Linked DNA regions of Homo sapiens: region 1 is linked to region 2. A link is an interaction called in ENCODE POLR2A ChIA-PET data of the cell type or tissue named here. Cell type or tissue: PC-9. All regions are shown on one strand. Links, peaks and the distances in the headings refer to the core of each region. The heading gives the core; the rest is flanking DNA.

What was found. Peaks named below come from ENCODE experiments on the same cell type or tissue, not always from the same donor. Only the 100,000 strongest peaks of a DNase experiment are listed, where the experiment ranks them.
Region 1: POLR2A ChIA-PET joins it to region 2 with 8 read pairs; 2 of 35 experiments call an interaction of 5 or more read pairs at or near these places.

Annotation. Positions count from the first base shown.
Region 1 is chr13:33,117,372-33,122,750 of GRCh38, reverse strand. It overlaps STARD13 (StAR related lipid transfer domain containing 13), which reads left to right. Exons shown (of 14, transcript NM_178006.4): 8 at 4,488-4,686. Among named protein-coding and RNA genes, the nearest start is that of KL, 100 kb to the right of the region's middle. In PC-9, for the core only: no CTCF peak of the experiment used is centred there; DNase peaks (open chromatin) are centred at 2,640 and 3,240; H3K4me3 peaks cover 896 bases; H3K27ac peaks cover 4,092 bases.
Region 2 is chr13:32,588,325-32,593,703 of GRCh38, reverse strand. All of the region lies in intron 1 of PDS5B (PDS5 cohesin associated factor B), which reads right to left. Among named protein-coding and RNA genes, the nearest start is that of PDS5B, 4.6 kb to the right of the region's middle. In PC-9, for the core only: no CTCF peak of the experiment used is centred there; no DNase peak of the experiment used is centred there; H3K4me3 peaks cover 1,571 bases; H3K27ac peaks cover 810 bases.

The DNA.
Region 1 (5,379 bases), core at 153-5,152, 530 kb before region 2:
AGGTTTTTAGGTGAAAGACAACAGAAAGAAGACAGGAAAACTAGACCAAGGGGACACTCATCACTCGCCTTTTATCTTCAAAAGGAAATGAGAGATCACATACAAGAGAGATGCTTATAAAATGAACTCTGCATTGCTGATGGCCATTCTCCCCTTTCTCAAGAGGGTGGCTGGGCTGAGCTTTAACAGTAGATGACAGCAGGACCTGTTATGCCATTTGTGGGACCAGTGAAAAGAGAAAATGTGGGATCACTTGTTCATAAATCATTGAGAATTTCAAAACCAAGACAGCAGAGCATTAAACTAAGTGTGTGAGACCCTGTGTGATGGCCCAGGCTGCCCGTCCATGGGTGACAGACACAAAAGTGAAGGAAAAACATTATGCCCTCCTGGGATCTTCCTCATAACGAAGCTGAGGGAGCTGGGGCTGTTGCCTGCCCATCCACTGTGATCAGAAGGATGAGCAACAGGGCAGGTATGGTGGCTCACACTTAAAATCCCAACACTTTGGGAGGCCGAGGTGGGCAGATCACTTGAGGTCAGGAGTTCAGGGCCAGCCTGGCCAACATGGTGAAACACCATCTCTGCTAAAAATACAAAAATTAGGCTGGGTGCAGTGGCTCACGCCTGTAATCCCAGTACTTTGGGAGGCCGAAGCTGGTGAATCACCTGAGGTCAAGAGTTCTAGACCAGCCTGGCCAACATGGTAAAACCCTGTCACTACTAAAAATACAAAAGTTAGCTGGGCATGGTGGCAGGTGCCTGTAATCCCAGCTACTCAGGGGGCTGAGGCAGGAGAATTGCTTGAACCCAGGAGGCAGAGGTTGCAGTGAGCTGAGATCGTGCCATCGCACTCCAACCTGGGGGATAAGAGCGAGACTTTATCTCAAAAAAAAAAAAAAAATTAGCTGGGCGTGGTGGTGCACACCTGTAATCCTAGCTACTTGGGAGGCTGTGGCAGAAGAATCACTTGAATCCAGGAGATGGAGGTTGTGGTTGAGCTGAGATCATGCTACTGCACTCCAGCACTCCAGCCCTGATAGACAGAGTGAGACTCTGTCTCAAAAAAAAAAAAAAAAAAGGATGAACAACAGGTTTCTTCTCCATTTTTTATGTGGAAAACTATCTCTTGTCAAAAATTCAGATCAAATCCTTGCTTTGGAAACTTTTTTTTTTTTTTTTTGAGGTGGAGTCTGGCTCTGTTGCCCAGGCTAGAGTGCAGTGGCACAATCTCAGCTCACTGCAACCTCTGCCTCCCAGGTTCAAGAGATTCTCCCACCTCAGCCTTCCAAGTAGCTGGGATTCCAGGCACCCACCACCACTCCTGGCTAATTTTTGTATTTTTTAGTAGAGACGAGGTTTTGCCATGTTGGCCAGGCTGGTCTCAAACTCCTGACCTCAGACAATCCAACCACCTCGGCCTCCCAAAGTGCTGGGATTACAGGTGTGAGCCACTGTGCTCGGCCAAAACTTTCTGAAGAAGAAATGATTATTGGAAACCACTCGTTGCCGTCACAGTGTTTTTCTATGAGGATCGAGAGGGGAAGCTCTTCTTCTGGTCTCAGGATCTCTCTATGCCTTAGAAAGACCATCTTCTACTCACTGTGCCCAGTGGCTTTCCACAGCAACCACTAGAAGCCCCATCCCAAAATGGCTTAAATGACAGGAAATTCATGGTCTCACAAAACACAAACAAAAAGTCAGGAAATAGGCCAGCCATGGCGGCTCACACCTGTAATGCCAGCACTTTGGGAGGCCAAGGTGGGTGGATCACTTGAGGTCAGGAGTTCGAGACCAGCCTGGCCAATGTGGCGAAATCCTGTCTCTACTAAAAAATGTAAAAAGTAGCTGGAAGTGGTGGCAGGTGCCTGTAATCCCAGCTACTTAGTAGGCTGAGACAGGAGAATCACTTGAATGCGCCACTGCACTCCAGCCTGGGTGACAGAGCAAGACTCCGTCTCAAAAAAAAAAAAAGTCAGGAAATAGAACGGTTCCAGGGTTAGCTCAATCATCAGCTCATCAATAGCTTTGAAGAGAGGTTCTTTCCATCTTTCCCTTTGGCCATCTTCAGCTACTATAACTGGAATCTGATTTGAGACCACCTTTTCTTTATTAGGTTTATGAAAGAAAATTTTCCTGCTGTACTTCCAACAAAAATCCACAGAAACCAAAATATATATATACGTCTATATTTCCCATGTCCCCTAGAAGACAAGGCCAGGGCAGGAAGGTTATTGTCAGACTTCGAGGCAGCACAATAAATCCCTGACTACCCTCTGGACATCCTAAGATCTCAGTCAGAAAAAGCAGCTCAGAGCCCACAGCTGGAGAGCTGCAGACATGTCTAAAATAATTAAAATAACAATATTTGCTGAAACGAGAAAGAAATTTGGAAACCAAACAATACAAAGATAGCATCTCTGGGATGTGTGTGTGCACGCACATGACTGTGTGCCCAGAAACAGCCCGCAAGACACGGTGGACAAAAGAGGAACGTGCTCGACAATTTAAACAGAAACACTGTCTGCTTTATTCTTTTTGTAGATCCTGATCAACATTTCTCTGCTGTTAAAAAAGTAGGAATTCTTCTCAAATGGAATAATACCTGCTCATATGAGGATAAATATTTGTGAGTCACACTGAAGTATTTACCTTCAGGGCATCTCGATTATGAGAACTCTCGTACAGCACAGCCAGCCCTGTGGTGTGCACAGTCCTGGGCCTCCTTCCAAAATCAGAAAAGCAGAAGATGTAAACAAATCGGAGATGGATCTCACCCCAATAATCACTCACCTGACATCTTGAATTTTTTTCTCTTTTGACAGTACATGCTTTCTTTCCATGCCCTTTGATGAAATTTGGAGTTGTTGCCAGTTGAAGGAAGATAAATATTGTCTGGATTCTTTGTGGCGAATCATCTAAGTATGGCAAAACTGTGCATTTTCTAGACATTCCAAACTTTAAGAATAAAAAAGAAAGTAACTCATATTTTAAGTGACAATATTATCAGCCTGAATATCCTGATGTGTGGGATTAGAGCGATAAACCTTGGAATGCAAAGAAATATTACTAAGAATTCTGTTTTTATGGCCACAAAAAGTAGCAGTGTATAATTTCCCCTGTGATCCATTCGGCTGACATATACAAAAACCTGAGTATGCTCTAATGGCTTGGAATCCTTCCCCTGCTGTTACCACAATTTAAAAGAATGAGGACTGCTCTCCATTTGTTGCAGCAATCAGGAAAGCCTTTGTCACATACCCGAACTTGGGTGGAGGCCGGCCTGGCACACAGAGTGATCAGTAAGACGACCTGTATTAGGCTTTCCTCCAGGTATAGGGGGGATGAGCAGTGGCTGACACTAGTGGCCACTGTCTACCTGACCAGCCACTCAGGAAGGTTCTACCTTGCTTTGCAGAAGTGGGCCAACCCATGAGCCACTGGGGAATGAGAGCTGTGAAAATTGAGGGTTGAAGCAAATCAACTCCCTATAGGCATTTAAAAAATAGCAGACATATTATTTCACTATAAGCCAGGGTGCCCAGGAAAGTTCAGTTCCTTTTTGAATAGCGGGTAAGTCCAGCACAGAAAGTTCCTCTAGAGGGCCTAGAGCTTAACCTGCCCCACCATTGCAGGATCTTCATTCTTGCCGGGCTCTGCTCTGCCTCACTCATTCTCATTAGGGCCACTCTGTCCTTGATGCCTTAATGCTCCATTTATTCATCAAGTAGGGGAGGAGTCTAGACTCTAAGATGAAAAAGGCATGATATGACAATATCTTGAGGTCTGAAAAAAAAGCCACCCAGGAATCATTCTCACTAGAGCCATAGCTTACTGCATAAAAACAAACAGGTAGAAAAGTAAGTGCCAAGAATTCCAAAGAAGAAAAAGTAAATAAATTCCTTAAATCAAAATATGTACTTATGATATTAGTCTGTTTCATGAACATATTCCCCATAAAACTCTCCCCTGCAGGGGCACTGGATATGGCTGTTTATCTGGGATTCTTTCATCCACGACCCACATTGTTTTCACCAAACCTCCCATTGACCAGACGTTCTCAAAATCCCCATGGCAATGTAAACCCTAAAGGGCAGGGAATTTTATCTGTTCTGCTCACTAATGACACCTAGGAACTCTAAGCATGCCTGATACACAGTGGTTACTTAATCACTACTTGTTGAATAAATGAATAAAATAATAATAACATCTGCAGTGTGATAAGATGTAACAGGTCGCAAAGCACATGCACATCTATTTCCTCACTTACTCTCCACAGTAATCCTGTGAGGTGGGGTTTTATTCTTATCTTCATTTCATAGGAGAGGAAGACAGTGTTCGGGTACTGCCTAAAGTAGCTATACTAGTAGTTCAGCATGTACTAATTGGGAGGCAATTCCAGCTCATCCAGTTCCCTTCCCATGCTTCCTCCTCCTCCTCACAACCAAGTGTGGCCTGGCTGACACATCCCTATGGCTTTGTTTCAGGTGGGTCTTTTTCGCAAATCAGGAGTGAAGTCTCGAATCCATGCCCTTCGCCAAATGAATGAAAACTTCCCTGAGAACGTCAACTATGAAGACCAGTCTGCTTATGATGTGGCGGATATGGTGAAACAGTTCTTCCGGGACCTCCCTGAGCCTCTTTTCACCAACAAGCTCAGTGAGACCTTTCTCCATATCTATCAGTGTAAGTGGAAATAATGAGATTGGTGTTCTCGTGGGCATCCTTCCACTTTAATGAAAATAATTCCCTATAGATTGAGTTTTAATTATACGAATAATACATCAATCCATAAAGATGTATGTAATCCTGCTCTCCTCTACGGAAGTAACTTTTGCTCAAAGTTTGATATGGAAATCCACAAGCCATTTTTTTATGCATTTGAAAATACCTTTTTGACATCAAAATATTCCTTCTCAAAAGAGTTTTGTGTATGATCTAAAACAAACTTTCAATACATTTACAAAAATTTAAAATGAAAAAGGGACACAATAGAAGTTGTTTTATATATAGGTATTTATTAAAACTTATTCAATTTTTTAAAAAAGTAAGCATTTCTTTGGGATATAGGAAATTCAAAGTGACATGAATTAAAATGACAGGAAATAAAAACAAATGTATTTTAGCACAAAGTATCTTCATTGGTGAAAAGTAAGCAAACCAAATCAAGTCTTAAGCTTAAATAAACTTATTTATATTTTCACTTGGATTTTTTTTAATAATGTTAAGTTCTCAGCAAAGCCTGTATAATTAAAATAATCCCTGAAAATAACAATTGTTGATTAAGAAGCATATCCTACTATAAGTGGTTGCAATGGGGGTATTAGAAATAAACACATGGGCTGGGCATGGTGGCTCACGCCTGTAATCCCAGCACTT
Region 2 (5,379 bases), core at 265-5,264:
TTCCTTATAATTTTCTTAATAACATTGTCTTCTCTCTAGCTTGCTTTAAGAATACAGAATGGAGGCCAGGCGTAGTGGCTCACACCTGTAATCCCAGCACTTTGGGAGGCCAAGGCGGGCGGATCACCTGAGGTCAGTAGTTGAAGACCAGTCTGGCCAACATGGCGAAACCCCGTCTCCACCAAAAATACAAAAATTAGCCGGGCGTGGTGGCAGGTGCCTGTAATCCCAGCTACTCCAGAGGCTGAGACATGAGAGTCGCTTGAACCCATGAGGCAGAGGTTGCAGTGAGCCGAGATCGTGCCACTGCACTCCATGTGTTAACTGACTGTTTATGTTATCAGTAAGGCTTTCAATCAACAGTAGGCTATTACTACCAAAGTTCAGAGAAATAAAAGTTATATGTGGAGTTTCAACTGCACAGGGGTTGGTGCCCCTAACCCCTTCGCTGTTCAAGGGTCAGCTGTAGTCACCCAGTACAACACTAGAACTTATTCTTCCTATCTAGCTAAATTTTGTAGCCTTTAGCCAACCTCTCTCTATCCCTTCTCACCTCTTGAGGAGCCCCCATAATATTCTCCGTAATGGCTCTACTCATTTACATTTGGTTTGGCGTTTTTCACAGAAGACAAAAATGTTCCAAAATCAGACTGTGATGATGGCTGCACAAACCTATGAGTATCCTAAAAAATAATGAATTGTGTATTTTCAATGGATTATGGTATGTGAGTTGTATCTCAATAAAGCTGCTTTTAAAAATGAGGTTTCTGCTGTTAGTCCCACTGTTCAGATTAAGAAGTTGAGATTTAGTAAGATTAGGTAATTGCTTGTTTAGCTAGAGGAGATAAAAACCCAAGCTGTCTTGACTCTTAAGTCTATATGCTTAAATTAACCACCATGCTCTTCTGCATTCCTTAGAAAGGGACCCCACTTATCAAGCATCACATCCTGATATATCATAGGAGCATATATTGTGATATATGCTCCTATGTTCAAGTCTTAAATGCCAGTGACCTTCCGAATTCCAACTACAGCTATAAAGACTTGACCTATTTATGTTACCCCAGAAGGCTAGGAGAGTCGAAAGCTGAAAGGAATAGTACCAAAGAGACAGAGGGGGAAAAAGTGCTCAAGAGCTTCTACTTAGGCCAGGGCGCAGTGGCTCACGCCTGTAATTCCAGCACTTTGAGAGGCCAAGGCGGGCAGATCACCTGAGGCCAGGAGTTCGAGACCAGCCTGGCCAGCATGGTGAAACCCTGTCTCTACTAAAAATGCAAAAAATTAGCCAGACGTGGTGGCGTGCACCTGTAGTCCCAGCTACTCAGAAGGCTGAGGCAGGAGAATCGCCTGAACCTGCCAAGGCCGAGGCTGCAGTGAGCCGAGATCACACCACTGCATTCCAGCCTGTGCAACAAGTGCGAAACTCCGTCTCAAAAAAAAAGAAAACCAAAAACTAAGCACACCTCATCTCTGGGGCATTTGAAATACCCAGGTCCAGGCTGCCATGCCTGACAGGAAAAGAGGAGAAAACCAAATGACAGTATGAATAAAAATGAAATGATAGTTGAAGGTGGGAGGGAGAAGTGATGAGACAGGATAAGCAGATGGTACAAGGTGGGGTTGACTCTATACAAAATTTATTTGCCCTGACTCTCAAATCTCCCTTCCTGTGTGTCGCTTCAGCTTCTCTTCTACCTTATGTTTACACCAAGTCAAGGGCTTTCAATACTCTCATACTGACCCAGAGTTGTTCAAAGCCAGGTGCTGTAGCCTCTCCATTCAGAGCATTGCTCCCCGTCAAGGTGCCATGAGCCCCAAAATATTTTTCCTCTTCTTAAAGTCCCACTTCTCTCAGACCATCTTAGCTCTTAGGTAAGGGTGAAGGTAGGTGGTGGGGGCAGCAAGTAAATTAAACTAGCATTAAACCACTTGATTAAAGAATATGTTGCAAATGGCCTCCCCCTAATAAGCATATAAACAAATGTTTACCTTCACTCACAAAGAAATACAAACCCAAAACAAGACAAATTTCATATATCAAATTGGCAATATAGTTTTTTAAAGTCCAATGTTGGTAAATACATGTCACAGGCATTCTCATACGCTGCTGGTCAATGTAAACTATTACAACGTAGTACTACTCAACAGGAGTCAGAAAAAATAAATTATGTTATAATAAAATATTCTTATTATTTCTTAATTATGTTGATCTGTATGTGCCAGTATGAAAAGAGCTTGTGACTTAACTAAGGAAAAAAGTAAATCACAGTTAAAAAATAAAACAGTAGGCCGGACGTGGTGGCTCATGCCTGTAATCTCAGCACTTTGGGAGGCCGAGGCGGGCGGATCACGAGGTCAGGAGTTTGAGACCAGCCTGGCCAACACAGTCTCTACTAAAAATACAAAAATTATCTGGGCATGGTGGCACACGCCTGTAGTCCCAGTTACTCAGGAGGCTGAGGAAGGAGAATCACTTGAACCCAGGAGGTGGAGGTTGTGGTGAGCCAAGATTGCCCCACTGCACTCCAGTCTGGGCAACGGAGCGAGACTCCATCTCAAAAAATAATAATAATAATAAAATAAATAAATAAAATAGTAAATTACAGTACAACAGTATAACAATACTCTTTGTACAATTTTTTTTAAAGTAAACTTTTAAGAAACTGTTAACAGTGGATTACCTGTGGGGGGAGGAAAAAAGTAACATTTTTTACTCTATCATTAAATTTTTTTTTTTTTTACCATATACCTGTATAACTTTTAACTTAAAATACACAATTCTTTAGGTACTCTATTCCCCTAATAGAGTACTTAAGGCCTGCAACTCTCACCCCTGCAATTTGCCCAGCATCTTGCCCCTGCAACTTGCCCCTGCAACTCTCACCCCCACACCCAACCCAAAGCATCCCATATCTGAAAGCTAACTGAAACTACCTGGTAGAACTTCAGCTACTAAATAATATTTTGGAGATATGGAGCTTTCCTTTAAAATATCTTCAATTACTTCCCTAAAATCACCTCTGAGGAGAAAGAATCCTATCTTACCTAAGGAAACACAAAATCTCATTTCTTTTCAGGTCCCTAACCATCCTCTTCTAGAGAAAGACAATGGTCTTGGTTATAAGAGCCCCTCCTTCTCCTTATGGGATCTAATCTTGGCTAATTTCACTCTCCCACATAAAAAGAGCAACCTCAACTGCCACTGAAAAGGAAGGAGGGCCTGCTCCTTCGGAACTAAGTAACAGCAGAGATCCTACTCTCTGGTCTGTCTCAGCTCTCATCACCTTGCTGTGGATGGCCAACCACTACTCTGCACTTCTATAGGACAGGGTGTCTTCAGTCCTGTTTAGTGCATCATCCCTGGTACTGTATGTATATGGAAGTTTTGTACCTGTTCATTTTAATTGAATCAGGTAATTATCCGTCAAAAAAGAGAATGGCAGGCTAGTGGAATACTTTTAGTCCTTAAAAAGATGCCTCAAAATAGTTTCTTACTTTAATCAGTCTTTCCCCCAAGCCTGTTAGCTTTTATGTTTTACATAGCTAAACCAAGTATTTTTAATTACTACTTATTATTAATGTCTAATTATTAGAACACAATGATTATACTTTTTAAACCTCAAAGGCTTTAAGATTTGAACAAATAAATTTTATTCATCTAAGTTTTATTATCATGATTTTTTCACTGTGCACGATCACTCATGCCAGCTAAAACAATTACAGTCTCAACACAGCAAATTTATTCTTAATTCTGAACTAATTAATGAGAAAGGATTCTAAAACCTTTTTCAAGTAATGGGGGAAATGGTTAGAATCAAGTGGTTGTAACAGAACAGTGTGAGGAAAGGGCTTCTTACCTCTACTCTCCAAGGAGTCAGAATTGCGAACCATTTGGCAGCTTCTTAAAAAGTAAATACACTCTCAGAGAAACTACTGGGCTTGTTTTTAAACTAAGTATTTTTGGAATCTTTAACATTCCCGAACAGGAATACGAAAACCAAGTAAAACGCCTATTGTAACTAGAAGTGACAGATGACTTGTGTAGCAAACTGAGTTTAAAAATGAAAAAATACACGCATACTCATGCACGCACTATATCTTGTAACAAAACAAAGGTCAATACTAACTTTCCCAAATTACTCTTAGAAGTTTCACAAAGAATAAATAAATGCCATGTCAAGTAATGTTACATAAAGAAAGACGGCTCCCGGAGACAGAGACCTACAAGAGGCTATCTTCTGAGACAACCTAAATGGACTGAATCCTAAACAGAAATTATTAAAAACCAGACGCTGAAACAGACGGCTAACCACAAAACTTTATTCTTGGTTAAATGAATAAAAAGGTGAGAAGGGGATGGAGGGTAATGTACTACCCTGAATTTTTATTAATAAATATTGCTAAATCCTGAATAGAACAAAAAAAGACAATGGGGAAACTTCTAAGCTTCCAGGATATCTTAAGGGCTGCCCCAGTTCCACCACATGAATATGACTGTGACCTCAGATAAATCAATGAAATTAAAATCTGAACCTAATTTCTCATGTATAAGTGAGTTGGAGATCATCCTTAAGTTTTCTTGTTGCTCTTTAACACTAACAGAGGAAACACAAATGTATTCTTTTCCAATATACGTTATATACAGTCCATGTCATTCAAGAGTCCGTATGCCAAATCATACTGAGCACTCCTGTTAGTTCTAAGGCAGTCTCTAAATTTCCCAAGAGGTAAAGCAGAAAGAATACAGCTTCCCGAAATATTCCTTCCCCACAAAGTTTTGGGTATTTTCTACCATTGCACCCCTCTCCAGGGCAAGCCCTGCCTAATACAGAGTATCACTTTATCTTAGGCCTAACAAATTATTGATAAAGCCTACTGCTCAAAATGTTACTTCGTTAAACAAAGCTGCAGAACAATTTAAACAACTTTCATCCAACAGCCAACTCGGTAGAATCTTATTACAAATAAGCTTAATACAAACATCTCCTAACAACAATCACTATCATCACCACATCTCTCTCTAATATGGGGAGAGGGGAGAGACATAACACGAGAGAACAAAGCCTACAAGAGTAACAAAAGCTGCTGTAAAAGAAAAGTTAATATAGGGAAAATCAGCCTTAACCGAAACAAGGAGAAAAGAAAAAAAGAAAAAAGGCCAAGACAAACACTACCTTCCCATTTAAAATATACCTTTAAGTAAACGCCAGCTGAGAAGAGAACAATTTTTAAAACCATCAGAAAAAGGAGGAAAAAGTCACTATTTTGGTAATTTTTATAAAGTCTAAAGTGCATCTTGTTAGACATATTTGTAAATGTATATTAAGTACAAATTTTATTTATAAGGAATAATGTTCTTAAGATGTGTTTTTACAGTTA